Linked DNA regions of Mus musculus: regions 1, 2, 3, 4, 5 and 7 are each linked to region 6. A link is a loop called in an ENCODE intact Hi-C map of the cell type or tissue named here. Cell type or tissue: left cerebral cortex. All regions are shown on one strand. Region 1 has its middle 4.3 kb from the start of Gm41849. Region 2 has its middle 8.2 kb from the start of Hpse2. Region 3 overlaps R3hcc1l (R3H domain and coiled-coil containing 1 like). Region 4 overlaps R3hcc1l (R3H domain and coiled-coil containing 1 like). Region 5 holds the start of Crtac1 (cartilage acidic protein 1). Region 6 overlaps Crtac1 (cartilage acidic protein 1). Region 7 holds the start of Gm19437 (a long non-coding RNA gene).

Evidence for each region. Hi-C counts contacts between places; a loop is a spot of excess contacts. Peaks named below come from ENCODE experiments on the same cell type or tissue, not always from the same donor. Only the 100,000 strongest peaks of a DNase experiment are listed, where the experiment ranks them.
Region 1: a loop joins it to region 6, with 5 times the contacts of the local background. A loop is called at or near these places in 27 of 42 quality-filtered maps.
Region 2: a loop joins it to region 6, with 4 times the contacts of the local background. A loop is called at or near these places in 6 of 42 quality-filtered maps.
Region 3: a loop joins it to region 6, with 3 times the contacts of the local background. A loop is called at or near these places in 2 of 42 quality-filtered maps.
Region 4: a loop joins it to region 6, with 2.7 times the contacts of the local background. A loop is called at or near these places in 2 of 42 quality-filtered maps.
Region 5: it touches region 6 in a loop (6-fold over the local background); 24 of 42 quality-filtered maps call a loop at or near these places.
Region 7: a loop joins it to region 6, with 4 times the contacts of the local background. A loop is called at or near these places in 10 of 42 quality-filtered maps.

Annotation. Positions count from the first base shown.
Region 1 is chr19:42,437,775-42,441,774 of GRCm38, forward strand. No RefSeq gene overlaps it. Among named protein-coding and RNA genes, the nearest start is that of Gm41849, 4.3 kb to the right of the region's middle. In left cerebral cortex, CTCF peaks have their summits at 1,785 and 2,453 (motif pointing left); a DNase peak (open chromatin) is centred at 2,444.
Region 2 is chr19:43,394,535-43,398,534 of GRCm38, forward strand. No RefSeq gene overlaps it. Among named protein-coding and RNA genes, the nearest start is that of Hpse2, 8.2 kb to the left of the region's middle. In left cerebral cortex, a CTCF peak has its summit at 2,043 (motif pointing left); a DNase peak (open chromatin) is centred at 2,007.
Region 3 is chr19:42,520,486-42,524,485 of GRCm38, forward strand. All of the region lies in intron 1 of R3hcc1l (R3H domain and coiled-coil containing 1 like), which reads left to right. Among named protein-coding and RNA genes, the nearest start is that of R3hcc1l, 3.7 kb to the left of the region's middle. In left cerebral cortex, no CTCF peak of the experiment used is centred here; no DNase peak of the experiment used is centred here.
Region 4 is chr19:42,587,476-42,591,475 of GRCm38, forward strand. R3hcc1l (R3H domain and coiled-coil containing 1 like) reads left to right here. Exons shown (of 7, transcript NM_177464.4): 7 at 3,130-4,000. The coding sequence ends at 3,197. Among named protein-coding and RNA genes, the nearest start is that of Loxl4, 23 kb to the right of the region's middle. In left cerebral cortex, a CTCF peak has its summit at 1,955 (motif pointing right); DNase peaks (open chromatin) are centred at 763 and 1,959.
Region 5 is chr19:42,428,021-42,432,020 of GRCm38, forward strand. It overlaps Crtac1 (cartilage acidic protein 1), which reads right to left and starts at 3,768. Exons shown (of 15, transcript NM_145123.5): 1 at 3,590-3,768. The coding sequence starts at 3,613. In left cerebral cortex, CTCF peaks have their summits at 1,584 (motif pointing left) and 3,634; DNase peaks (open chromatin) are centred at 1,582, 3,222 and 3,835; H3K4me3 peaks cover 1,586 bases; H3K27ac peaks cover 1,050 bases.
Region 6 is chr19:42,313,729-42,317,728 of GRCm38, forward strand. The region is part of intron 5 of Crtac1 (cartilage acidic protein 1); the gene reads right to left. Gm34347 (a long non-coding RNA gene) reads left to right here. Exons shown (of 3, transcript XR_386718.4): 3 at 287-898. Among named protein-coding and RNA genes, the nearest start is that of Mir3085, 36 kb to the left of the region's middle. In left cerebral cortex, a CTCF peak has its summit at 2,371 (motif pointing right); DNase peaks (open chromatin) are centred at 2,401, 3,027 and 3,482; H3K27ac peaks cover 1,099 bases.
Region 7 is chr19:42,742,816-42,746,815 of GRCm38, forward strand. All of the region lies in intron 4 of Pyroxd2 (pyridine nucleotide-disulphide oxidoreductase domain 2), which reads right to left. It overlaps Gm19437 (a long non-coding RNA gene), which reads left to right and starts at 2,909. Exons shown (of 4, transcript XR_386719.3): 1 at 2,909-3,160. In left cerebral cortex, a CTCF peak has its summit at 1,594 (motif pointing left); a DNase peak (open chromatin) is centred at 1,594.

The DNA.
Region 1 (4,000 bases), 120 kb after region 6:
TAGAAACGGCTCCCCTGGAGGTCTTTAAGAGCTGGAGAGCTACTGGCTTTCTAGCAGGATGTGGGCATGAAGGCAATCATGAGTGTGGGGCCATGTGGGGCGGGGACATGGGCAGCTGGAGGAAGGCCCAGCATGCACCAGGCCTGACCCAGCATCTCCAGGGTAAGGTAAGAATGAAAAGGTAGGAATGAGTGCCAGGGCAAAGAAGGCCAGAAAGAGGAGAGCAGAGCCAGTGAGGCAGGTCAGAGGCTCAGACAGTAAGAGCCCTCTAACAGGCTGCCAGCTTTCTGGTACATAGCCCAGGCTGTCAATTGGTGTTAGTGGGCTAGTGCACCGGGTGAGGCAGCATAGGGACAAAGCACACATTCTGGGTTCTTGGATTGATAGGACCTTCAGGGACAAAGGTTACACTTCTATGAGCAGAGAAAATGCAGAGGTTAGCATTTCAAAATGTTAAACACAGACCACTGAACCTACAAAGCAGTGGTATACACAAGGATTCTAGCACCAAGGAGATGGAGCAGGAACCTACGGATTCCAAGGCTAGCCTGGGCTACAAGGTGAGAGCCTGTCTCAAAAGCAAACAAGCAAGAAATCCCAAATAAACCTTTGGATTGGTCTTATGTGGTCTCCTGGAGCAGGAGCCAAGAGCATACTGCAGGAACACAAACAAGCTCAGAGAAAAGGTCTACAGATTCCCAGAGCCCCCATTTTTACCAAATTTACTTCAGTAGTGTGTGTGTGTGTGTGTGTGTGTGTGTGTGTGTGTCAGGGGAGGAAGTGTGATGGGTAAAAATTAGAAACATAAAATTAATACATTTAGGCATACCATGCAGGTATAAGCAAAACTGTGCGAACATGGCATGGGCAAAGCATGGGCCTTGAACAGAGCTTTAAGGCTCTTTGTGGATTGACCCCTAGATCAAGGTGAGACACACTAGCCTTTGCAGTTCAGAGCACTTTTTGTAGGAAGTGGCCTCAGAGCTGCTCTCATGGATGCAGAGCCACATCCCAGGCACTGTACTACTCTCTCTTCAAGCATCTGCACACCTGTGCATCAGGCACTATGGTTTACGACAAACATGAGGGTGTTTATATTTTTCCTGTGGCTGAGATGAGGAAATGGGCTCTGAAGAACCGCCAAAATCCTCACATGGTTAGACCAGGCTCCCTTTGGGCAGGTGCTGTCCCTTCCCCCACCGAGCTTTCTTCCCCACCATCGCCACCCACCCCCAGGCTTGTTCCATCCATTCAGCAATTACCCAGCACTCCTGCCAAATTCCATCCCCACCCCCAACTCCCCCTCCTTTTCCCTCCCACAGCTTCCCTAGCAGGAGGGACAGGTCACAGGCAAATGGGAAATCCAAGAACATGATCTGCGGTGGTGCCTTTCTTCCTCTTCTGATGTCCACATTTATGGGTAAGGACATTAGCACGGAGGAGTCACCAGCATCCCCAGGTCAGGAGTGGAGCATCCAATTCCAAAGCTGGTCAGTGGAGTTCCGGCTCAGTGCATCGCCCAGGGTCACCTGGAATGTAACCAATTCGGTGAATGGACCAGGATGGATTGCTCGCCAGTAAGCATCTATCCAGGGCTTGTTAGGTGCAAGCTCTGTTAGGCCACGGGGGAACAAAGATAAATAAGACCTCTCTGCCTTCAAGGAGCTTACAGCACAGCAGAGAATTGATGCCCAAATCGTGCCGAGAAAGAGATGAAGACCAAGAATCGGCTGCAGAGACCGACTTCAACACTCTCGTGTTGTGTCCTGCAACCTCCTGCCAGCAGGGGCGCTGTGAACTTGGAAGCTGAGCTTCCAGTGACCTGATCCCTAGTCTCTAAGCAGGACTCTCCCTCTCAAAGGGTCTCGTCCTCATCCTCAGCCAAACAAACGTTCTTTCTCTGCAGTCACCTCAACCAAAAGCCAGTTCAGCTTGGATCACCAGCTGTCCCTTCCTTTACAGAGGCTGGTAGCACTCTAGAAGATGCTGGGCATGTACATGCCTGCTTCAACGTTTGAATTTGCTTCACAAAGCTATGACTCTGCTGTTGCACCCATTTCATAGTTAAACAAACACAAACTGAGTCAAAGGAAGCCGCAGGTAAATAGGAGATCCGGGCATGTCAGGCCATCTAATGGCGCTGGTGCACACGCAGTATCTACTGTGTACCTCGTGACCATCCTGGTGTGTTGGTTGATCGGGAAGCTGAGATCTGGGAAGGATGAAAGAGGGTAAGCTTTGCTGGTCTACGGGGCAGCTGATGTTAGTCTGGCTCCTGGCTGGTGTTGGCCCTAGAGTGTTTGCTTTTGAAACTGCACTACAGATCTTGTATATTTCTAGTCACCCTGTGTCCATCTGTTTTGGGGGAGCATTGGGTCTGCACTTTCCTGCACGGTGAAAACCATGACAGCCCTGACTTGACAGGCCAAAAAAGCTAAAAAGACTGCCACCTGGTGGCTTTCTAGGTGGTGCTGAAGAACTTTGGCTGGTGCTGTGAGCTTCTGTGTAAGAAACTGACCTTACAGAGCACCTATCATGTCTGGTGCTCTACTAAGCACTTTGCCTGGCTCCTCCCATTCATTTTCCACACTCACAGTGTGAACTTGGTCCCACTGCAGCGTCATTCCCACTTCAAAGGCAAGGGCACTGGGGCTCAGAGGCTAAATGACCCCCTCAAGGTCATGCAGACTTCAGACCCCGTGCTGGGATTCCAATTCAAGTTCTGACGCCTGGTCCTGCATCTCCTCTCCTGCTCTTCCTCTTCCTTACTCGTCAGGCCTCATAGCCTCAGGCCCTTATTCATCTCTTCTGCTTCTCCCAGCTGCAGCCATCTAGACCTCTTTCTCCTCATACAAGGCCTTCATATTCACTAGTCTCTCCATCTGCAACACACTCTTGGGTCTGTCTGTCAGCGGGATGGCACGTCTCATGCATCCCATCCAGGACACCCCTTAAAGAGGATAGTCCATCCATACATCCAAGTTGCCCGCTGTCCAGTCAGCCAACCCCATGGACTTCTTAGGGTTTAATGCCCTCTGAAGTTGTGGATTTTGCCCTGTGTTATTCCTTGGGCAGGTCAGTTGAGGGTAGGGAACGTCCATCCATGGTGGCTCCATTTTCTTTCTGCAGGTGTGACTGAAAGGGAGAGGCAGGAGAGAAGAGGGCCCATGGATGGCCTTTTGTCCATTGGCCTCTAAGGTCTTCTCACATACCCATGTGCTTTCCTGTTACTCTTGGTTTCCCATTTTGATGCCTCTTATTTCTGTCTGTCTGTCTGTCTGTCTGTCTGTCTGTCTATCTATCTATCTATCTATCTATCATCCATCCATGTATGTATGTATGTATGTATGTATGTATGTATGTATGTATGTATCTGCCCATCTGTCTGTTTATCTACCTATCATCCATCCATGTATATATGTATGCATGTATCCATCCATCCATGTATGTATGTATTATATATGTATGTATCTGTCTGTTGATCTATCATCCATCTATGTATGAATATGGGTTTATTTATCATCCAACCATCCATCCATCATCCATCCATCCATGGATACATATATGTATATATGTATGTATGTATCTATCATCCATCCATGTATGTATGTATGTATGTATCTGCCCATCTGTCTATCTACCTATCATCCATCCATGTATATATGTATGCATGTATCCATCCATGTATGTATGTATTATATATGTATGTATCTGTCTGTTTATCTATCATCCATCTATGTATGAATATGGGTTTATTTATCATCCATCCATCATCCATTCATCCATGGATACATGTATGTATGTATGTATGTATGTATGTATGTATGTATCTATCTATCTATCTATCTATCTATCTATCTATCTACCTGTCTATCTACCTGTCTATCCAGGACCAGTCATGAACTCCTATCAGAGCTGAGGCTTGGTCCAGTGTAGTAGGAGTTACACAGCAAAATATCAGTGCAGTGGGTAAGAAAAGGCTCACATTTGGTTCCCTGGG
Region 2 (4,000 bases), 1.1 Mb after region 6:
TTGGCTCAGTACTTATGTGATTGGATACTACTCCTCAATGATTGGATAAGAAGACTGAACTTGCAAGTACATACTTATATCTCTGCCTGAAGTAGAATCTACTCTTAATTCTTTGGAGTAGCTGTATCCCCCAATACACAAATCCAAGTCCTTCCTAGTTCACTGTAAGTTAAATTCAGCCTTAACAGATTGTCACCAAAATCGTCCAGTTCTCCTCGTCGCTTTGATCACCTAGACACAGTGCACAGACTTGTAGTCTGTTTCATTTCCAAAAGATATTTAAGTTTTAAATTCCTCTTTGGCTTAATTAAACCTAGCCAATATAACAAAATAGCATTTTATATTCAAACTAAAATAATATTTTCCATATCAGGAAAAAATGATAAAACCTAAAATTCTAGGGCAGTGATTATCATCAGCCCTGGCTGCACACTGAAACCATCTGAAGTTTTAAATCACTGATGTGGAGTAGAGTGTTAACATAACCTGAATCTCTCTACAATCCTTTTTTTTTTTCTAGTTCCAGAGGGGAAAAAAATTAGATGACAAAGGATGCCACATAAGTTGGACCTATTTGACTCAGTTTTCAGATAATTAGTTTCCAGATTCTAAGAGATACTTAAGAATACATATTGGAACTTACTTTAATGCTAAGCATAAACAACGAAAGTTCAGACGGTGGAGAACCATCATCCAAGGGGGGAAAACTATGCAAGTTTGCTGTTTGTTTTTTGTTTTGTTTTTAGTTGTTTATTTGTTTGATTGGTTTTTGAGATGGTATATCAATGTTCAGTGCAGAATAACCTAGAATACACATCATAGAACAAGCTGACCTTGAACTTGTAGAGCTCCCCCTCCGTCAGCCTTCCAAGTACAAGGATTATTACACCCGTGACCCTCCACACCTGACTTCCTTTAGCTGCAATAGATTAGAGCTTCAACTCACCAGGCTGATTTGTTTGTTTCACTCAAGAAATGTTTTCACTTTCTACCATCTAACTAACAAAACTGGAAACACTGCACAATACTAACTGTTCGATGGAAGGAGGCCGGAGACTTCTTGCAGGCTACTAGGAATGCAAAGTGACAGATATTCTATAGAGTTACCTGTAAATATTTTGTAAAAATTAGGTATATATATTCTCCAACATTCAGCAATACCACAAACTTTCAGGCAACTTAAGAAGATTCATAAAGTAATTTAAGTGAGGGTAGTTAGTTTAGTATTGAGGATTTTGAAGCCCTTATATGCTCATCAAAAGGGAGATGGGTAGGTAAACTGAGGACAGCTGTTAGAAAAAATGAACTGTGTACATACAACAACATAGAATATGATATGTGTACATAGAGGAACATATCATAAAATGTGAGAGAAAATTAAACATACATGTGAAAACATATTTTGAAAGATGGTTTTTAAAAAAGTACCATGGAACATACATCAACCTCAAAAGAATTGGGCCTGAAATGTACTTGCTAACAGAAACTAAAAAGCTTTGAGGTGACCGATACACGGAAAGTCTTGTATGCCTTCAAAACAATACCTAATACATTCTCTGGAAATGGGCAAAAGGAAGAAATATCTGTTGAGTGACAATCATGAGTCTGGTACTTGGTTCTCTCCCCTCCAAAGATTAAATAGCATTCTTTCCTTGACCTCACTATTTGGCTAGGAAAACGAACATCTATCCATTGGGTAGGTACTATGACAGAGTTTAGTGGAAGGTACTGTAGGATACGTAAAAGATTATTATTTATTTTATATCTGAAGTCTATTACTTGATTCATATGTAATTTTACATCATGATAATTAATGACTGAAATATTTCATACGTTTTATGTGTCCAGCTTCAATTAAGGTGGATAATCTGTTTGACATAAAGTCATGCTAGATGGCCTAAGCGACCTTAAACTCAGAATGCTGAGGTTATAGCGCTCACCACCTTTGGTGTGTGGCCAATTTAAGCCTGCTTTCTGACTGGGACTAGCTGAGGGCTACAGGCTGTAGAAATGTTATGGTGCCATCTGCTGGTGGAAATGTTTCATCCATTTACCACTTTATTCTCGGCTCCCCACAATCTACTTCAGTTTGTTTTCAAAACTATAAACAAACCCATCCTCTCTAGACATCATATCAAGAGTAGGATAATTGTGCTTAAGTTAATCTCCAAAGTCATCTATTTAAATGTCTGGTTTCTATAAAGGCAGAATTACAAGAGTTTGTATTTTATGATGGGGCTGGATATTGAACACAGGGTTCTGAGCATGCAAAACAAGCATTTTACCACTGCATCATCCTCCTGGTTTTCTTTTTACTTTTTATTTTGACACAGAATCTCATTAAGTTGGCAAGCTGTCACTTTGTAGCTCATGCTTGAATTTGTAATACTCCTGCACCAGCCTCCTGAGTAGCTGGGATTATAGATCTAAACCATCAGCTCTGGTTTAAGATTTCATCTTCTTTAAAGTAGAGGAGCATGGCTATACATGTAAACTGTGCAGACAGACAGACAGACAGACAGACAGACAGACAGATTCATGCACACATGCACTCTTCCACGCTTGTTTTCCCAGATAAACATAAACTCAAAAGAATTCCGAAAGAAGTTGGTTTTAAAACATTTATATAAAGCTCATTTCCAAGTAGACTTCCTTATAAGGCAGTTTATTTCAATATAAAAAGAAACTGAGATTAGACCTAAATTCACTTCAGCTTTATCATGTATCACAAAGCCTTACAGACGATGTTTAGATTTCATGCATCACCTTTATGCATAAAATAGAAGCAGATTTCTTAAAATAATTTGGGGGAGTGTACAAAAACAAAATACAGAGTGATGTCGGAAAAGTTCAGTAACTAAACTGCCCCCCAGATACTAACTTGCTTTTTAACCTGTCATCAATGAAGCTAAAAGCTAAGTCCTGTATCATTCTTTGATGTTTACATTTATAATATAAATAGTTGAAAAACCCAAGACATTCCATAACACTGATTCCATAAAAGGTACAGGTAGGGTGTTGTAATAGTATACTGCATATCTGAGCAGGTCCACGGAGCCAACAGAATCAGCATCACCAAGATACTAAATGAAATCTAGCTCCATTATTGCAGAAGAACATAGTAGGAGAAAACTAGGTCCTATAAGTTGTTTTTAACTTATGTATACACAGGTGTCCATTCACACGTACACACAAATAAATACACTTTTTTAAATGTCTAAAGGACCCGAAGCAGTCCATACTTTGTAAACTCACAAAATCAAACAGCCAAAACTTCAACAAATAAAACCCCAAAATATTTCCCAGGGAACAGACTCCAACAAAAGACGCAGGCTGAGGGGTGTGCTAGGAAACTCCGTCTTCTGGGCATGCTGTTGCTTTGGCACTTGTCAGCCCAAAGCAGCAGTGCCCACCTGCACAACATCAATCCAGACAAAATTCTGGCACATTTATGGGGAGGTGTTCTCCAGGTTCCACCTTTACTTAACAGCTGATAGCTGCTGGAGGGAGAGAATCTTTCTTTTTTAATGCATGGCCTTTGATGGATTCTCCATGTTCCAGTGGATGGCCCCATACCTGTGCCTTAGTTACTGTTCTACTGCTGTGAAGAAACACCATCATCAAGGCAATTTATAAAACCAAGCATTTAACTAGGGTTTTTTTTTTCACAGTTTCAGAAGATGAGTGTATGACCATCCTGACAGGGAGCATGGTAGCAAGCAAGCAGGCATGATGCTGAAGCAGTAGCTAAGAACTTACATCTTACCCTGAGACAGCATCAGAAAGACAGACTGGGCCTGGCACTGGCTTTTGAAACCTCAAAGCCCACCCCAGTGACACACTTCCTCCAAGACCATACTTCCTAATCCCCAGACAGGTCCACCAACTATGGACCAGGCATTCAAGTACACAACACTATACAGGCCATTCTATTCAAGCCATCACACCGGTGTATACATGGGCAACACTAGTTGGATTTAGTTGGCTATCAAAAACAAAA
Region 3 (4,000 bases), 210 kb after region 6:
TAGAATTCTATAGGACAATTTTTGTGTCTCTATTCCCCCCCCCCATATATGCATACATGTATAGGGTTTTTTTTTTTTTGTTGTTGTTGTTGTTTTTCATTTTTGAGACATGGTTTCTCTGTATAGTCCTGGCTGTCCTGGAAACCACTCTGTAGATCATGCCAGCTTTACACTCACAAGAGATTTGCCTCCTGGGTGCTAGGATTAAAAGCATGGGCCACCACCCAGCACACATACAGTTTTTAAGTTAGGCTGTTTGTAAAGTTTTAGCTTGAGTTGGGCATGGCAGTTCATGCCTTGAATCCTATTAAGTCAGAGGCAAATGGCTCTCTGTGATTTCAAGGTCAGCCTGGTCTGCATATCAGTTTCAGGTCAGCCAGAGCTACCTGGTGAGACGGTGTGAAACAAAAACAAAACAAACGTTTTAGCTTAAAGGAGTCTGGGAGGCTTGATGGTGGAAACTGAATGAATGACCACCTCTGCAGATATCCTGGCTCTGTGTGTATCTGTAAGGAGCAAGGTTAGAGAAAGCAAAGAGAGAAGCTTTACAGACATAAATGGCTTGGGGGCCAGGGCAAAATCTTAGGTTAAGAATTGAAATACTATTTTTATTTTCTTCAGGTGTCTCACTGACTGCCAGATATCTGCGAATTTGGATGCTAAGGAAACATTTCCTTTATTTTTTTTTACACATGATCTTAGCCAAAAGGCCAAAAAGCAATTATTATTTTTCTTTCATGTTGTGCCTTCTGCTTTTTCAGATTTGTTCTTACCTTTAGTTATGCTTCAGCATGGTTTCTTTGCACAAATATATATGTATATACATACACATATACACATTTGTATATGTGTATATGTGTGTGTATATGTATATATATATGTATATACATATACACACACAGCTATGACAATAGAAAGTCATGTACATTAAAATCATTTTGCATATTGTGTTGTCTCCTTTGTTTCAAGCACTTGCTTTTTGACTCCTTTTTACTTAAAAGGACTTTGGAGGGTAGATCTCATTCTTTGCTGTATACCTAGTAGATGCTCAGTTAGCAATGGCTGCTGAATAAGAACGTTTTATTGATTATCTTATGCTATATGGCACAATTAGGAGAGGCCATACTGTTCTGTGGAAATACCCTAAGCCTTGGAGTTCCAGTGTCTGCAGGGAGTAGCCTTAGTTTAGGCTTTTGCGTCATGGCACATCATCTGTGAAGCCCGCATAGCTGAAAAGCCACATTATTAGAGCAGGGCATATACTTGTCAAGCTTAGTGGAAAATAGAGTTGCTGGTATTAGTATTTTTAGTTTTTGTTATTTTCTGACAGATTGTGGTGATAATATTCATTCTCTTAATCTCTTTAATGTTTGATATGATCAGTGTGTTTCTTTGTTACCCAAGGTTAAGGTAGTTGACTGTGACCGTGGAGCCTGAAACATTGCAAAGCTAATTAGTCCACATGGAGTTTGAAGCTGTGACCTGTACTCATTAACTTCATGCTAAGTACTCACAGACATCTGACATATTTTTTTATTTGGCATCCATGCAACTCATTAGATATAAGTAAATGAATTAGTGCCAAGAGTAAAAGTATAGATTTTTTAATTAAAAATTTATGAGGCTAACACTCATATAATATATAAAACTGGCAACCTATTGCATCAACCACTTACCTGAGCTGTATGATTTAAACATTTCTTTTTATTGTTGAGTTATATTTACGGTAGATTTCCTACCCATAGGAACAAAGAGTAGGCTATTTGTGCATTGAAAGAGGACCTAACTTGTGTGCCGTTCACCAGAACAAGTGCTCTTAGCTTGTGGGAAAACATGAATGAGGCCAGCAGGATGGATGAAGCTTGGGTAACTCCTAAGAGCTTATTGAATTACAGAGAAATTTAGTTGTCAGAGCATTAGATAGGAGAAAAGTTATAGGGTGGTGTTCAGTGGCAGCAAGCCTGCATTTGCTGAGTGTTCTCTGAATAAGCTATACACCACTTTCCTGTAGTCTGTGGTGTGCTTTTTCACTATATCATGTTAGCTTTCTCTGTAGTTGACCATTTTTCAGACTCACTACACTTTACTAATATTTGTTGCCCCTCTCTTTATCTCTCTTTTTATATCAAACATGGCCAATTAAGATTGGGGATAAAAACAAACATAAAGAAGCAATATGGGGGGCTGGGGAGAAAAGAAGCAATATTGGAGTCAGCAAGTTCTGGTATAGTATTGTGAGGTTTTCAAGCAAGTAGATTAACTGTATGTGATGGTACGAATTTTTGTTTCTGGGATGATCAAGTTTGACCTCTCGTAACATTAAACTTGATGCGGAGTTGAAGATGCAGGCAAAAAGTGTGTAGTATTCATTAATAACAAGTTTGTTTCTTAAGGAATCTAAACGTGTGTTCATACTGGCTTAGAGTTGAGCTGGTTTGAGTTGTTTGCCATGAAGTTTCACAAGAGAAAGAAGGGGAGTACTTCAATTTAAATCCTGTCAGCGTTCTATCAGTAGTCTGTTTCTGTATTCATAACTGTAAAATGGACAAAATGTTACTAATTCTACTTTAAAAATGAAAGGAAAAACAAAACAAAAAAGGATGTCTTGAAATAGAGTTGGTTACCACAGGGAAGAGAAGAGAATCTGACAAAGATACACAGTTGGCAGAGTGAGTCCTTCAGAGAAGTGTCAGACACAGGCAGGTAGGACACTTAGCCCAGCCTCTTAGGAGGTGGGTAACACAGAGGTGGGGAGGGAGGCAGTGAGCTACAGGGCAGGGAATGAGTGAGTGAGGGCAACTCTCAGGAGATAGAGAGCTTACTGAGTCTGCTTGTACCTGTTCCTTGAGACCTTGCATTTGTATTTTGCCAGGAAAGGAGGGAAAAGCAGGGTAGTAAAGTTACATGTTCCCGCCGTCATTATATCACTATTTCCCGTAAATGGTAACTAGACTTTGTATGTTCAACATAGAACCACCAAATGTTTCTATTACAGTCTTTTTGACTACCTACTTGGCTTTTTACAGTGTAAATAAATACATTTTTAAAAATTGAAACCTATTTTCAAAGATATTTTTACCTAAAAATACTAACTCATGTTTATTGCAGAAAACTTAGTGCAGACAACTTGAGAAGATAAAACCACAAAACATTCCTAATCTCAAGATCTAAACAGCACAACAAGGCCCGTACTAGTCATGTTTTTAAACTTTTTCCTACTATTTTCCTCTCTAAGCCAAAGTTCCTCACTTAAGTTGTTTTTCTTAAAGAATAAAGAAGTGTTTGTAAGACCAAAATTGTACTATAAATTAACCATTGGTGGTAACTATCTTTATATGTCTATTTTAATGCTTCCATAAACTATTTATATACCTACTCTTATTGCTAGATTCAGATCATATGTTATTCATCTTTGTGTCTTAGGCATCTAGCAAGCGTCTCATGTGTAATAGGTATTTAGAATATGTTAGGAATGAATTGTTAAACCTTCTGAATAGAGATTGCCTTGTTTAACCAGGTCTTCCCAACTGTACTTTGGTGCTTTGGACATCCTTAAAATTGGGAAAAACTTGGTTTGGGGGGTGGGGGGGAGTGTATTTAATGTGAAGCCACTGACCCAGTGAAGATTTTTTCCTTATGCTTTTGTTGTGTGGCATGGTATTCCAAAACTTACTAATATATACCAGCCATTTTGTCCGTGGTAAACAAATGATCTACTACTCAGCTATGATCCAGCTTGTTTTCTTTCCCTTTTTCTTCTTTTCCTCTCTCCCTTTTACCCTTTCCTTTCTCAAGTGCATGTGTGTGCACTTGGCAATCCAGAGGCGTAGGTCATGTGTCTTGCTAATTTATTACATTCCACCTTATTCCTTTGAGACTGAGTTTCTCACTGAACCTAAAATGTCATTTTTCATCTAACTGGCTGGCCAACAAATTAATGCAGGGGTTATAGTGTAGGGCCACACACAGGCACTTACATGGGTGTTGGGGATCTGAACTC
Region 4 (4,000 bases), 270 kb after region 6:
ACTTGCTCTTTTGTAGTAAAACAGATTTACCCATGGTAGCTAACTCTGGGAAACCTTTTTGCACATTCCATCGTTCTGCAGCACTGTATTACTGACCATAGTCAGATTTTCAGGGTATTTTCATGTTTTTCCTGCCTATTAATCTGAAATTCACTTCATTTCTAACCATATAAGTATGTGAAAAAATTTTTACAGAGATGTAATATTCTTTCTTTCTTTCTTTCTTTCTTTCTTTCTTTCTTTCTTTCTTTTGGTTCAGAGACAAAAATGTCAACACTAGGACTAACTGACCACTTCAAGTGTTGCTAAAATAAACAGCCCGTGGTTCCTTGCACTTAACATACTGCAGATCATCTGCCAGTTAGCTGGGGCCTGATGAGCTCTGGATTACATTCTCCTGGAACACTGATGATTATATAAATACTTGATAAACTTTGTCTGAAGCCTTGCCACAATTAAGAGTTTGCTTATACTGCTCCCTTCTCTTGATCTCCCAAGTCTGCCAGGGAATAAAGGAAGGCAATTAGATTTGCCCAGGCTTGTTCTGCACAAAGCTTGCTGATTATTACTCTGTAGGTGGCGACAAGTGGGTTTTGTGATCATTTTTTAAGTGCCCAAGTAAATTTTGAAAGTCTTTAATTTGCAGCCCTTCTCTTTCCTTCCCTTTTCTTGTCAAATAAAGCCTGATGGGGCGTTCCCTTCTCAGGCCTCAGCACCTCTCTTCTCTGACTTCAGCGGCTCGCTCAGTGGGCATTTCTATCTGTGCTTTCACACTGGAGTGGGCGTCTTCAGGACAGTTTATGGAAATGCTCCAGGCTAGCCATTCCCTTCTACTGTTCCAGTCTCTCCTACTCCCTTCTCCTACTGCTGCCTGGGCTGTTTGTGTCCTTCACTTTACGCTAAATGGAGGCCATGCTAATGACAGCCTTTTTCATGCAGCCAGTCATGTAATGCCTTCTTTTGATAAAGGGACGTGTTTCTTTCAGTTAATTTTTTCACATGCTTTTCCTTTTCTTTTGATATTTTCAGATGCCAGGATCATGGGAAGTATGCTACTTAAAAATAAGAACTGGGTTTTGGCCTCATTTCTTCCTGATAATTGAGCCTTAGCGAGTCATGCAGGTCCCCTGTCCCAGAGGGGAGCACTTGAAAGGCCCCTTTGACCTGTATTCTCTGTGTTTCATATGCTTTATAGTTTCACTGTTTCTGTGTGCTTCTTTGTTTCCATGTTTTACCACCAGAATTGACACACACATGCACACATGCACACATATACATGCTCAGGTGAGACTTAGAAGTTAGGGGACTTTTGTTAGCAAGCATTGAACACTAGACATATTTCAAAATTGTGACTTTACAAAGATGGCACAGTGTCTGTATTATATGTTTTATAACACCAAAAGCAAACACATTAGCACTCATGTTCCTTGGGCAAAGTATGTAACAAGTCACATGAAGTGAACAGTAGAAGCCTCATGTCGGGTTAGGTTTGCTAACAAAAATGAATTTTGACACAAACTTTACAATAAAAACTATTTTCAGAACTTTTGATTTTGGACTTGTGAATTATAGGGCGGTCATATTTTTCTATTGTTTAGGGATAATTTTTCTGATTTGTTTCCTATCTTAATGAACAATTTGAGTTCTAGTAAATAATTTTCCTGATTCCTTTGTTTTTCCTTGGAATTCACAACCAGTTTTTTTCATCCATGGCTGCTTTGCATTTACGTCTTCCCTAACTCAGAACCATGCTACTTTCCTAGGAAGTCCTGGCAAAGTTTGGATAAGTTTATCCTTGGCATTGCTCATGGAGAACCTCAGCCAACCCAAGCCTGCCTGCTTTGCAGTTGAATTCTTTCTTGGGCGTAGTGTTAATCAGCCTTCAGTTTATAATTTGTTGATCCTCATTTTTTTGCCTTGTGTAATTTTGTTGCTATATTCAGATGATGCCACAAGATGGTGCCCAAATAGCAAGGAATTTCTCTCTCACATTCCCAGCCAACTTCCTTCCCCTTAACAGTACAGTCAAGTGTAGTTTAGAGATTTTTTTTTAAGTGATGTTCATGATTTGGAAGATAGGTTGAGATAGCAAGTGTTAAAACTCACCTTGATTTCTGTAATCTACCTGGTTCATGACTTGAAGACTCTTTTGTAGACATTGTCAGTCTGGAATAAGAACTCTTAAAAAGAATCATTTAAGGCTTATAATATGTATTTCTGGTATTAAGGTGAATGGCTGTCAGCTATAAAGTTAGAACTGGTATTGTGCATAAAAGAAACTATTTGGAGCACAAAGTTGTATATGTTATATTGGAGACACCTACCAGTACACCTAGGTGTACCTCAGAGCTCAGTTACCTAGACACTGTGAGCTCCTTTGCTAAAGTGGTCCTCCTGCATTAGTTTTTTAGGTAGCTGGGCTTACAAGCATGGTCTGCTGCTCTCAGCTAGTATATATGTACTGGCAAATGAAAATGAAAAATGAAGTTTCTATATTAAAAATAATTTAAGATGTATTATACAATTTATATTTTTTTGTCTTAAAAATTAATCACTCCTTTTCCTCCATTTTATCTGGTGATTATTTTTTCTTTCTGGAATAGTCTCTAGAACAGTGGTTTTCAAGCTATGGGTTGATCCTTTTCACAGGGGTCACCCAAGACCATTGGAAAACACGGGTATTTGCATTGCAATTTATAACAGTAGCGAAATTATAGTTATGAAGTAGCACACATATAATTTTATGGTTGGGGTCACCACAACATGATGAACTGTATCAAAGGGTCGCAACGTAGGAAGGTTGAGAACCGCTGCTCTAGAACACTTTTGGTTTGGTTTGTGTTTAACGTGTGGAGCCCTGAGTTTCATCCTAAGCATGACAGAAAAGAAAAGGAGGAAAGGTAGAGAGAGAAAGGGGAAAAAAAAAGAAAGAAAACAAAACCAAGAGTAGTATCAATTCTTTAAAGCACTTGGAAAGCTAAAAAAATGTTAACCTCTGGGATCAGGTGAAAGGTGATCAGGGAATCCCCCTGTCTCGTGAATAATCTTTGTCTTGTAATTTGATTAAAGGAGACTTAGTGGCTGTGTGAAATCTATAATCATATGATTAACATTGGCCTTTATTTACAGAGAGAAAACGGTTGGAAGCCAAGCAACGGGAAGACATCTGGGAAGGCAGAGACCAGTCTGTGGTTTGAATATCAGTTCCTGAAAGGAATGAATCCATGATTGGGAAGTGGTTGATATTCTTGAGACAAGAGGATCTTTCCAGAGCTGTGCACATGCAGATGAGCATGTTAAAGAAAACATGAACAAAACAGACGACTTGGAGAACGAGGGTCCAGTCCTCACTCTTGAATTCAGACCTGTCCACTGTGACAGAGACGTTAAAAGGAACTGTCATGTGGGAAGGAAAATGGAAGTGGCTTCTAAGCGTCCTGGGTGGAGCAGGTCATCTTCATGTGGGTCAGGCCTCCAGGAAGTCTGAAGCAAATGTAAAGCAAAACAGGATTCAAGCCTGCAGTGATAGGAGTCGGAGGTCCGTGGCAGGGCAGGGCGCTCCTTAGTACTTCTCAGAGTTGAGAACTGCAGGATGAGGGGCAGCAGTAAGACAGGGAGAGGAAACAGCTCACAGACAGGAGTGCCTGGTGCACTCAGCCCGTACAGAGACTACACTGCTGGCCCAGAACTCCAGAGCCCCTGAACCGCAGCGCATCGTGGGTGTTTGTTCCTGAGTGTGTACTAAGCTTGGGGCCTGGTACTTGGGCCTGCACAGCAGCCGGGTCTGCTACCTTCCTTCCTCACAAGGACCAGCCCTAGGGAACTGAGTGCCGCTCCAGTTTAATCAGTGATATCTTGTGAGAGGGAAAAATTAAAGGCTATTTTATAACATAAATCATTATGGTGTTTATAAATCTTAACCCCCATCCAAAAGCCAACATCAGAAGAAGAAAACAGAAAAACCTGTAAATGAGTTCTCTAGTCTTCAAGTCTCTGATGG
Region 5 (4,000 bases), 110 kb after region 6:
ACCATCTTCCCCCATCTTTGCTCACCTACCCTCACAGGAAGATCCTATACTCTTCTTATACTGAATGTAATTATACTCCTCTGATCTTACGTAGAATCAGATCAAGACCGAGAAGTTAAATAGGCTGACGTGGATCTCAAACACAGTTCTCGGAATCGCACTTAAGGAAAGGAGCTATGGCTCTCTGGTGGCCTATATCCTCACCTCCCTTCTTTCTTATGGATGAAGACCCATCTTGTCAGTGAGACTGAAGAGCTGAACAATCTTGAGCATTTTCCTTGGCAATAAGCACCCACTGGGTGACCTTCAAGGGCAGGGGAGGATTTTACTTCTCAGAATTCCAGATTGGCACCAGGGTTCCTAATGAAGAAAGGCCACCAAATCTGCTAAAGTTCCAAGAAGAACCAACCCCAAGGAAGTGCATACGGTACGTAAAGAAACTGGGTGATAGTGGAAAACAGAGTTACCCATGGACCCACCAGACCAGCAGAACAGAAGGACATCAGAAATGAGAGCATCTTCTAGGTGCCCCAGATGCCAGAAGAGAAGGGATTGTTTGAGACCACAGCCTCTACTACGGTGACCTTGAGCTGAGAGCGGCAAGGATGAAGGACATCGGGGAAACACTCTTCGGGAATTTTTTTTAGTTCACCTGGGATCTGAGTTTGAGGGGGTCCCACCAGCAGAGGTGTGACTGCAGGACAGAGAGACTGTTCCAGCATGCCTTAGAGGATGTCTAGGCCTCGCCTTAGGTTCTAAGACTATCTGGTGAGGGCCTGCGCATTTCTGATTCCATTGCACGGAGTTGCACAGCTTTTGCCTAAAGATCATTTAGAGCAATAAGACAAGACAGTGGAGGGAGGAGAGAGGATAACTTGGAATTTTACAGCCCGTGTATGTTCATTATGAGAGCTTTATCTGCCCTTGTCTTCTTGCAAAGAAAATTTCCCTAAATTTACTAAAGCTATTAGTATACTCAAGTCTGGCCAGTCAGTAATTACCAGTGCCTACTGCGTAGAAACATATGTCCATTTTCACAGCACAGAAGAAGCAGGTCACTGGAGTGGAGAAAGCTCCAAACAGGGAACTGGGAATCCTGGGGCTTGGCCCCATCTCTTCTACCAAACAGCCATGTGACCTTGGGCAAGATACTACTTTTACTTCAGCTGAATTTTTTTGTAAATACATTGTACAGGGGAATGTTGGGAACGGGGTGAGGTGGACCAGATACTCCCCAGTGCTCCTCTCTTCTTTTTTCTAGTCTTAAATATTCTTAGGTTCCAAGAATTCAAAGAATACACAGATACCAAGCAAAAAAACAATGATCTCAGAGAGCAAGCGGGGCTATGTATCGGCTCTGCCTCCCCGGAATATTCTGCCATCCCACTGCTTCTGAAGTCCTAGGACCACCTGAAGTCACAGGACATGTGGTGGAAGGGTCCCAGTCCCAGTGTCCTCAATCACAATGGATGATTGTTGAGGGGTTGGTAGCCTGAGCTTTCTTAAAGCATTAAGTTACTATGGCCAGTGAAGGGTAAGAAACAAGTCACTAGTCCTGAGCTAGGTGGTTTTGGTGCCCCCTACTGGTCACCAAGGAGCCCGCTCCACCTCCAAGCTTCCACTGATTGGAAGGAGGCAGGAGAGCTTGAGGACCAACTCAGGTGGTCACAACCTGTTTAACAGAAGAATTTCCTGGTCGTTGGCCTAGTCTCTCTAAGAATCTGTGTTTCAGTCTCGGCATTACATAGGCCATTGGTCTACTCATTCACAGGGCTCCTCCATGCAACCATAGGATACCTTAACCAAACACCCTGGTGCCAAAGAATAAGCACCAGGGTTCAGAAGGCCAGGTGTAGTCCAGACAGAGAAAGGAAGACAGAGCAGCAAGCAGGTATATCACTGCACACATCCCTAATGGAAAGAAGGTCTTGGGAAATGCAGCAAGAAATGTTGACTGCAAGCAAACAGGGAATGGGGGTGGGGTGGGCATGGATTGGTAAACCCACACACACACACATAAAATCATTAGCCTAACGCAGGTATCCAAGGAGTTTGAACACATGCCCATTGGTAGGGTTGTACTACGGTGAATGGCTCAACCCCAACCCATCAGCTACAAGAGCAGAAGCCACCGGCAGCCTTCAACCTTCTCCAGAATCTATCAGCACCAACTGGAGACCAAAGTGTTCTAATCTAGTCCAGCACCAAGAACTAAACTCCCTTCCTTGCCTACCAAATTGACTTTAGAACCTGCCTCCAGAAGAGGCTTTTTAACCAAGACAGGAAAGAGAGAGGGGGAAAAAACGCCTCCTTGAAGACCATATTGGGCCAACTGTTCATATTCCCATTTTTCCACCCTCCACGTCTCTGTCTCAATACCCAAGTGTGAGGAACTGTTCAAGTCTCTGGATCTGCTTTAATTCAACGTGGGTACTTCCTGTCCCAAGTTATCATGGTTTCAAATCTCCCCTGATAGCTTTTCCCCAGGAGTTCTTCCCAGGTTCAACACAGCATCAAACCGCTGTCCTCTACTCTGGGAACCTTCTTGCTTTCTTTTCCAACTGGCTTCATTTTTCGAAGTCTTGCACCCATCCCAGAAGGTACCTCAAGTGCAACTCATGAACGCTTCCAGGAGGACGGATGAGATGTACAGATGTCACGGTAGGTGAACCCACCCAATAGCAATAGTAATCATTAGTCATTCAAGAAGGAACCCCCCACCCCCACCCCTAGGGAGGCTCCCATCCCAGCTGGGATGACTTTGGATTCTTTAGTTGGTTTCTGCAGAAGCGGGACTAACCAGGGCTCCCAACTACTGTACTGCAAAAGAATCACGCTGCATTGCTGGGCATGCCCCCAAGCCTGCCTGCTGCCCCACCAAAACCTTTATCTGATTCCATAAGATCAAGGGGGGGGGGGACCCCATGGTTCCCCTAGAATGCCAGAAAAGAGCTTGCCTGAAACATCCTTAGCTAGAAAGCCAGACCACACCTCGGTCCAGCAAAAGGCGGCTGGCAGCTACGCTGTGTACCGGGCTGGCTCCGGGAGCACTCTGCCACTCAGCGCTGTGCAAGGGGAGACAGCTCGGCTTCCCGGGAGAAGAGCTATGCCCCGGGGGATCTTCCCCAACCTGGAAGCGTTGGCAGTCGGCCGAGGATGGTAGCTTAGTCGTCCCCAAACTGAGCCCGCCAGCTGGGTGACTCCCCGGGTACCCTCAGCACAGCCTTCACCTGCTCCGCCCCCTACTAGCCCCATTGCCCCCTTCTCAAACCGCTGACCTCCATCCTCTGTGCCACTAACACGTTCTCTGCCAACTGTGGGCTGTCACCCCCACACCTCGGCTCCCATCTCTTCCACCACCTCCAGCCTGGCGCCCGCCTTGCCCCCAGCCCGCGGGGAGGATCTGCGCGCCAATAGAGTCCAGCGCCTCTTGGCAAGTTGGGAGCAGCGTCGCCGCCTTCGCAGTCCCGATCTTCCCAGGTCCCCAGCTGCATCCCCGCCACCCCTGGGGGCGTGCGGGGAGGGGTGCGCTAGGCTGGCGAAACTTTCTCCGCCGGAAGGGGTGGGGGCTCCAGGAGCGGATACTCACGCCCGGGTCAGCGCTCGGAGCCATCCTCTGGCTCTCTCAGCCCCACCGCTTGGGGGCGTCGGAGCGCGGGCGCTCGATGCTGCCTCTGCCGCTGGCGCCGCCGCCTTGCAGCGCCCAGCCCTGGTCCCGGGCTGGCCTCGAGCCTCCCGCCCCGACGCCGCGCGCTCGCTTTATACAACTCCACTCGAGCGCGCCCGGGCTTATGTAAAGGCTGGCGGAGGCCCGCAGCCAATGGCGCGGCAGCTGGAGCCGGGGCCCAAGCTTGGGGGGCGCACGCGCGGCCAATCGCGGCCCGGGGAGCCCGAGGAGCCGGGTGGGGGAAGGGGCGCCTCCCCGCGCTGATTTAGGAGCCGGGATTGCGGTGGCAGCAGCCGGCAGCCAGGCTGGCCCGGCGCGGCGGGCATTGGGGTG
Region 6 (4,000 bases):
CAATTTTACTTTGAAACAGTTGGAAAATGTTTACAGTTCCTGCCCCACATCCTACTGTTCCTCATCAAAGGGGTACAGCCCTGTGACACTCTCCTGTGAGAATCTTGTAGAAAACACGGTTTTCGTGGACACCAAGGTCCATAGGCTGCCAAGAGCATCCAAGATATTATAAAGGAGTTGATCTAAGATGCTGGAAAATGCATGAGGTAAAGAGATGAGGTAGATGGAGAAGGGGCAACGGGTAAGGTGTTAACAGGGCCTCCCTCTCTACATTTGTTTCCTGCAGAATTCCAAATTGAGGTGCTGATGCTGTGTTGGTGGTGGGCAAGCCTGCTGATGTCGGCAAGGCTGGACCGTGAGACTACGTGGGTGCCGATACTGTGAGACAAGGACACTCCTGATCAGCTCAGGCCTCTCCAATCCCTTTTCCTAGAAGGTTTCCAATTTGCCACCAGAGGCTGTAGGAAGAAGGGCCCTTCCTCCTGGATCCACCCACCCTGCATCAAGGAGGCAAGCAGAAGCTGTGTGAGGCCAGAGCAGTCAAATGACTGGAAGAAAGAGTCTGGTGATTCTGTTCTGTGCGCTGGGCAAGGGTGCAGACATCTCACATTAAGTGTCCCGACACCCAGAGGTGTGTCTCGTCACCACCGCCTTCTTAGCCGAGAAATAACAAATTGCATATGTTTATCACATGCAACATGGTTTTGGGGAACGCATATGCTATGAAATGGCTAGAATGGGCTAATTAGCATATGCATGATCTCACATATTTATTATTTAAATTTCTCGAACACTTAGAATCTATCTTCTTGGCATGGCGCAAGAATATAATAGATTGTTATTAACTGCGGTCACTGTAGTGTACAATAGAACTCCTGAACGCACTTGTCCAGTGTAATGAAAGTGTTGTTTATTTTGTCAAATACGTCTTCGGTACCCTCCCGTTCCCTCTATTTTCCAGGTGAAGAAACTGAGGCTTACACGGCAGCAATCACAATTGGCAGGTGATAGGGTCTCAGCTCAAACGTTCACGCTGTTCCCACTGCTTGCCTCTCTAACACATCGACTCGGGTCTCCTCTCAACAGGGAGGGGACCGTACTGGCACCTTGTGATAGAGCCACTAGTGTCCTTTCTTTACAGTCTCTTGAGATCACTGGGGGAAATGTGTGTGAAAAGTAAAGTGTGAGTCTATCTAACATCTATGCACTTCAGAACCAGGACAGAACCCTGTGACAATCGTACACTGCACCCGACACTCCCTGGAAATGGCTCCTGTGTATCCTGGACTTTGGGAACCCCTCTGGGGACCCTCCTGGGGTTTCTGGACCTGGCTGAGGTACCTGTCTCTCTAGCCTTGTCTGGTCCTGGCTGCTAGTGCTGGCTGAGCTACAGCTATCTAGATGGCTGACACCCACCTGGAAACCTGAGAGGCTCCTCAGCCCCCACCCGGCAGACACCAGTCATTGCTGCTGATGGGGATCTGCCAGAAGGGCTCAGCTGGGCTTTGGGCCTCTCCGTCTCCTCCAATAATGACTTCCTATAAATCAGATCTGCCCTCCGCTTTGTTCCACACTGCTCCCAGCCAACAGCAGAACTCTCCACCCAACATCATAAATCCACCTCCATTTTCTTTCCAAATTTCCTTAAAGGCTTCTTTAATCACCACCTTGCAGCCTGGGCAGATGCTCCCTCAAAGGGGGTGTGGCCTGAGTGCAGAGGTCCTGGGAAAAGGGTAGGGCCTGGGAGAAGGAGGCCATGTGCAGAGGGAAGAAGGATGACGGTGACAGAAAGCTGCACTCCATTTGGGGAGGGGATAAAGATGCCCGCCTGCATAGTGCCTAGACGGGAAGACACAGACTTCATGCCTCCATGACAGATGGGCTGGCTCTCTCAGCTCCATCCTTGAGCTAGCTCAAGGCCCCAGGAGATGCCCAGCAGAGAAGCCTGGTGCCACTGTGTCAGAGCCATAGGCCCAGGCTATGGACTAGGCATCCCCATGTTATTTCCTTCTCCAAAACACTGTGAAGGTAGAATTTGTGTGGGGAGAGGTCATTGTCTTCTATGGCTGTCCAGGCCGGCGTAAGCCTGCTCCCTTTAGCCACTCTGCTAGTTGGCTGGGTCAAGGTGCCTGGTGAGATACCACAGGACTGCTGCTCTCTCCTATGCCAAACCCTCTGTGGGACGGACACCACTTCTCAGGGTTCCCACACATCTCAGCTCCCAGCCTTTCCTGGCTCCAAGTGGTCTCTGATAGTTGAAGAGACCTTGGAGTGGTTAGGGAGCCACAGCAAGGGACAGCAGGCTCTCTACTGCCACTGTGGGTACTAGCAGCTCAGGTTCAGACACCCTCCAGGGGCTCAGTCCCCTGAGAGCAGGCATTTCAGCCACTAGATGGCACTGTGACCCAGCAGAGTGGTAGTGGATGCCAGAATCAATAGTGTCTGGAGAGATCTCCCTTCCCCCCTCCTGCACAACTAACAACTTGTGTGTGGTTTGCGTGCCATTGCTCTCCAGCCCCCCACCACTGCAGCCTGCTGTCCTGAGCACCCCAGGCCAGACAGCTGCTTTGGCCTGACAACCTGCATACACAGTTCAGGGCCTGTCTGCCAATTCATACCCAGAGGGTAAGGGGCCTTCCCTTTACCAGCTGGGAGCAGCTTGCTCTAGTTGGAGGTCATCAGAAAGGTCAGCTGGTTATGGCTGGTTTAAGCATCAGGACATAAGGCCCCAAGTGCTGGCTTTCTCCAAGTCTCCTAAGTGACCTTGTACAAGTCCTTTCTGCTCTTTGGACCTAGTCTGATCCCTTGGCAAATGGGAGGTCCTCCCACCCAGTCCTGGTGGCTGCCCTCAAAAAAAAAATGGGAGCTCTGTGGCTTGGCTGCAGAAGCCTCAGTTCCCTGAAGCACATCTGGCCACTGCTTGCTTCTCCCTCCCAGCCTGCTTAGGCCTTGCTTGTCCCTCCTGGCTTCCCAGACCCCTTCCTTGCACTATTCTGGCAATGAGCGCTGGCCACCTGCCCAGAGTCTTGGCCATTGGGCTGGGCTCAGCATAGTGGCCCTTACATTTGGGGTTCATTCCTAGGGCTCAAGGGAGCACTCTGGGGTCATTTCCCAGCCAGATGTCCATGTGTCATTAACCGAGTGACAAGTGGGGGTTGCAGGATAATGTTGGGGGGCTGGGGAAGGCAGGCAGACAGAACAGTAACTTGGTAGGCCAAATTGGTTCTTGCCAGCCAAATAGCTTCTGGAAGTCTGCAGAACTGCTCTTATGTGTCCTCTGGGTATGCCAGCTGCCCCGGCCTCCTCCATCCCTCCACAGAAGCTGCTGCCCCCGCCTTGGGTTGCCCTATCCTTCCAGCACGGCCAGCACAGTTGGCTGGGGCTCCCATCGCATCTCTGCTCCTCAGCTGTCTTTGCTTGCGCCCCTCCTATCCCTCCTGGGTTCTGTGCCAGCCCAGCCAGCGTGAACAATGCCCCCTTCATGCTCCAGCCTCCTGAATTCTTCCATTCTGCGTGTAATGCACTCTCCCCGTCCTTGCCTCCCTTCCATCTCATCATTTTCAAGTGTTTCATCCCCCAGCCCATACCCCTCCCTCTCCTGCAAGATCAAGGCACTTAATTGCCAAGCCAGCCCAGTACACAGAACTGGGAGCTTACTCAGAAAAATTGACTGTACCAATCTGGGCTGAAGCGCCTCATGTTTATTCTTCTTCCCAGGGAAACATGGTTTATGACTGACACTCAGCCTCTCCGCCGCACGTTTATGCCCAGGGCTCTCAGGCACATTGATGGGGCTTGAGCCATGCAAACTATTTTATTGTCTAGTCATTTGTCCCCAAAAACTTTGTCAGATAGGCCAGCATCAATCTCTGTCTCTCATGGAGGTGGCAAGTCGGCTGGGTAAGGGCACCGCTCACTCCTGCAACCTTTCCAGCATGCAACTTGGAGATTTGCTACTACCAGCCCAGTGTCTGGAGGAAGGGAGGGGCCCACTTCATCT
Region 7 (4,000 bases), 430 kb after region 6:
AGCCCTCTTGTCCAGAGACCCAGTGATAGAGCAATAAACCAAGACGCACAATGTCACACCGAGCATACCATATTGTACCACGTCCCCGCCCATCCACCCAGTACCCACTTCATCAGGTAGGGATCTTTACAGTTACGTCTACATTACAAGCCTAGAGAGCCACATACGTTCAGGGAGTTGAATAGTTTGTTCCCACGTCATTTTAGAAGGCAATCTGTCTATCAAAGCCACACCTCTGTGACTCCCAGGACCTGAGACCCTCATCTATAGCTGCCTCCCATCACTTCAGAAGGCAGTACTTGGAGCTAAACAGTAAAGCAATGGTTATGTGAAAATTCACGTGTACAAGGTGGGTGAACTAGTCATTTAGTTTCTATATTTGCATGGCAGTCTACTTTACTATTGTCACTTTAAGTGGATGTCTCCTCCATACATTTTAAAGTCGGCTTTGATTCTCTCGAGCTTCCTCACAGCGCGTCGGCTTCTCCAAAGGGCCAGCGGACACAACAGAGACTGAGCTGACATCAGCTGGACGGACAGTGGCCGCTCTCTGGAGATTTCTTTGTCCGGATCCGTGGCCTGCTTCCTCACTGTAGGGCTCTGCTCAGATACTAATCAGCAAGCCCCACCCGGCACCAACCACGCTGGCACGATCTGTGTTCTTCATCCAAAGAAGAACAAAGCCCTTGTCACCACATGGTTAATTACACGTACATTTTGTCTCCGTCTCCTTGAGGAGGAGGGGGCATTGTCTGCTTTGCCGCTGCTGTGTCCCTCTCATGGGCATGGCACATTCACTCCGTGTGCTAGGGAAGCATGTGGAAAGATGACCTACCAACATTCCAGGGGCTGCCCAAACCACAGATGCTCCAGCACACACCAGTGCCCAGGCGCAGGCGTTCACAGAGCAGAATCCACATGTGGGTGGGGTCTGGCCTGGGGAACTTTTGGCCTTTTTTTAAACATTAAAGTTGAGACATCTTTATTACAGGTTGGAGAAACTTCTACCTTGGGCTCTCTTTTTAAAATTTAATTTTATGCATAGAGATATTTTGTTCCTGTGTGTGTATGTGTGTGTGGTATGTGTGTGTATAATGTGTGTAATATATGTATGTATGTATGCATGCATGCATGTGTATGTGTGTGTATGCATGTGTGTGTGCATGCATGTGTATGTGTGTATATGCATGTGTGTGGTGTGTGTGTGTATATATGGTATGTGTGTGCATGTATGTATATGTCTCTGTCTTATCTGTATGTATGTGTATGGTGCATGTGTGTGGTACATCATGTGCCAGGTGCCTGTGGATGTCAGAAGACCGCATCAGAAGCTCTGAAAACAGAGTTACAGATTGGGGTGAACAGTCCTGTGGGTGCTGGGACTTGAAGCCAAGAGCTCTACAAGAGCAGGAAGTGCTCTTAACTGAAGTGTGGAGATAGCTCTCCAGCCCCTGCCTTGGTTCCTCCTGATAATGGCAGGGGCTATCCTCAGTTCCTCCCTTTGCCTTACCAATGACATCTTTTATATTGCTAAATTAGCTCTGTACAGTGTGCACGCCTCTCCAGCCCTGTGCCCTCGTCACAGACTGCCATCTTGTGGTCCACTGAGCAGCTGCCTCTGGTATCTGGCTTTCCACACCATCTCCAGCACGGGCCAGGGGACTGATGAATCTTCTATAAACTTCTGCTTCCTGACTGAATACCTCTTCTGGCTCCTCACTGTCCCTGGATGAAACACAGTCCTAGCGTGAGCTCCCCCTGCTCTGTCCCCCACATAGTCTGTAGTGGGATGCTCTGGCCACAGGGGCTTTCTGCTCATACTTGCTTTGGCCTGCCAGCTTCCATTTTCCTCTGACCAGAGTACTTTCTCTCTCAGACATACATGTGGCTAGATCACATCAGCGCATGTGTCACCCCTTCAAGGAGTCACCGTCACCAGGGAAGTGTGGAACTTCACTTCTTATCACACTGTCTTCTGTTTTTTCTTTTCTTTCTGTCACCTACCTTCATTTAACGTTCCCTTGCTGTGTCTCAGATTCCCCACTGTCCCTGTCCCTAGGCCTGTTCTGGGCCTGGTGCAAAGCAGGCACTCAGGGAACACAGACTGACCATACCAGTCGATAAGCAGCCCGGGGGAAGCTGAGTTCTTTCAGATAGGTCAGGTCATTCCCACCAGCAGAGAGGTTTCAGGGGCCTCGCCCTAGGCAGATTTCCTCAGTAAAGCAGGAGTGGGAGGAGCATTGATGGAAGAGGTCTAGAAGATCCCCTGGGGATGGGAGGGAAGACAGAGGCTGCTTCTGCCCCTCCCCAGGTCTGCCGCCACAAACTGGAACTCCATTAATACAGTTTCCTTCAGCTACAGTGAGACAGACTGACGACCCTGGACCTTAGCCAGGCTTTGGTTAAGCTCTGTCTGGTTCTGATATTGTATCTATCTCCTCCATTCTCTCTCTCTCTCTCTCTCTCTCTCTCTCTCTCTCTCTCTCTCTCTCTCTCTCTCTCTCTCTCCATTTGGGCTTCTGTTATCGCCTGGTCCGTAGTCTCTGGTCCTTGATTCTATGGCAGTGGTTCTCATCCTTCCCAAAGCAACCCTTTCATACAGTTCCCCTTTTCATACAGTTCCTCATGTTGTGATGACCTACAACCATTAAAATTACCTTTCTTGCTACTTCATAACTGCAATTTTGCTATGGCTATGGCTTTTAATATAAATACTTTTGGAGACAGAGGTTTGCCAAAGGGGTCTGGACCCACAGGTTGAGAACCACTGTATTAGAAAGAGCTTTTGTAAGCAGTGCCTGTGTGTTTTCTTCATTTCATGCAGGACTTATGCAGTATAAAAGGCACCACGGTTCTTTTTTTTTTTTTTCCCAAGATGGGAGACAGCCAAGTTGGCCTCAGGACTTGAGGCGGTTGAGTTTATGAGGGGGAGGAGGAGGTGGGCAAAGGCAGGCCAGCCAGTGAACAAAGGTGAGCTGACAGGAAAGACGAACCAGACGGCCCAGAACCCAGAAGAGGCCCCAGTCCTCTGAGACGAATGTCTCAGGGGGTCCTCTACTAAAGTCTGAACCGGGTGAAGAAGGGGAGTCTCTTTTAGCCAAGATCTCCACACACATGAAAGAGAAAACCCTGTTTGACAAGTAAATGAGGCCAACCGAAGGTAAGGACTACAGACTGTGATAAGTGACTAGCAGCCACGCCCTTAAAAGAAGTATACTGGAGTGGGTGTGATGGAGAACGCCTTTAGTCCCAGCACTCCACAGGCAGAGGCAGGTGGATCTCTGTGCATTTGAGGACAGCCTGATCTACAGAGTGAGTCCCAGAGTTGGGCCAGGGCTACAAAAAGAGAACTTGTCTCATAAGACAAAAGAAAAGTATACAAGTATATTGTTACACCCCAAGTGTTGCCCCCAAAGGTCTTGGACCCCCACAGCAGGCCTGTTGGAATTAAGGGGTAAACGATGACAGTAGATACAATTAATTAGTCCTTCCTGGCCCAACGTTAATGAATTGAAGGATAAATTTGTGGTAATAAATGCTTTTCCTTTCTGGTCACACAACTAAAAGGTAAACTGAGGCGATACTTATTCCTCCTCCCTGTTTGAGGTACATCCCAAGGTCCAGGCCACAGAGAGCAACTAACTCTTAGTAGAATGTAAGTCTAATCCCTAAACACTAAGGTTCAATGTTCCCTCATTGGCTCGGCCTTAAAAGGTGGAGCGTGCAAAGCCCACGTCAACCCTGGGAAGGGAACAATCTTACACTATTCCAACAAAAACCCAGGGGTAAGGCTATGGGTATCTGATTCTTTTTATCTCTGGTGTGCCTATGTTGTGTCTCATAACATACTTTTTTTGCTCTGCACGTCATTAAAAATATGACTGTCTCTCCCTCACTAGCTCCTTCTCCTGGTACCCTGACGTCATGTTCAGGACCGTCTCCCTCTGACTTGAATACATTACCTCTGAGTTTCTTTCTGTGTCTGTTTTAAGATTCTTTT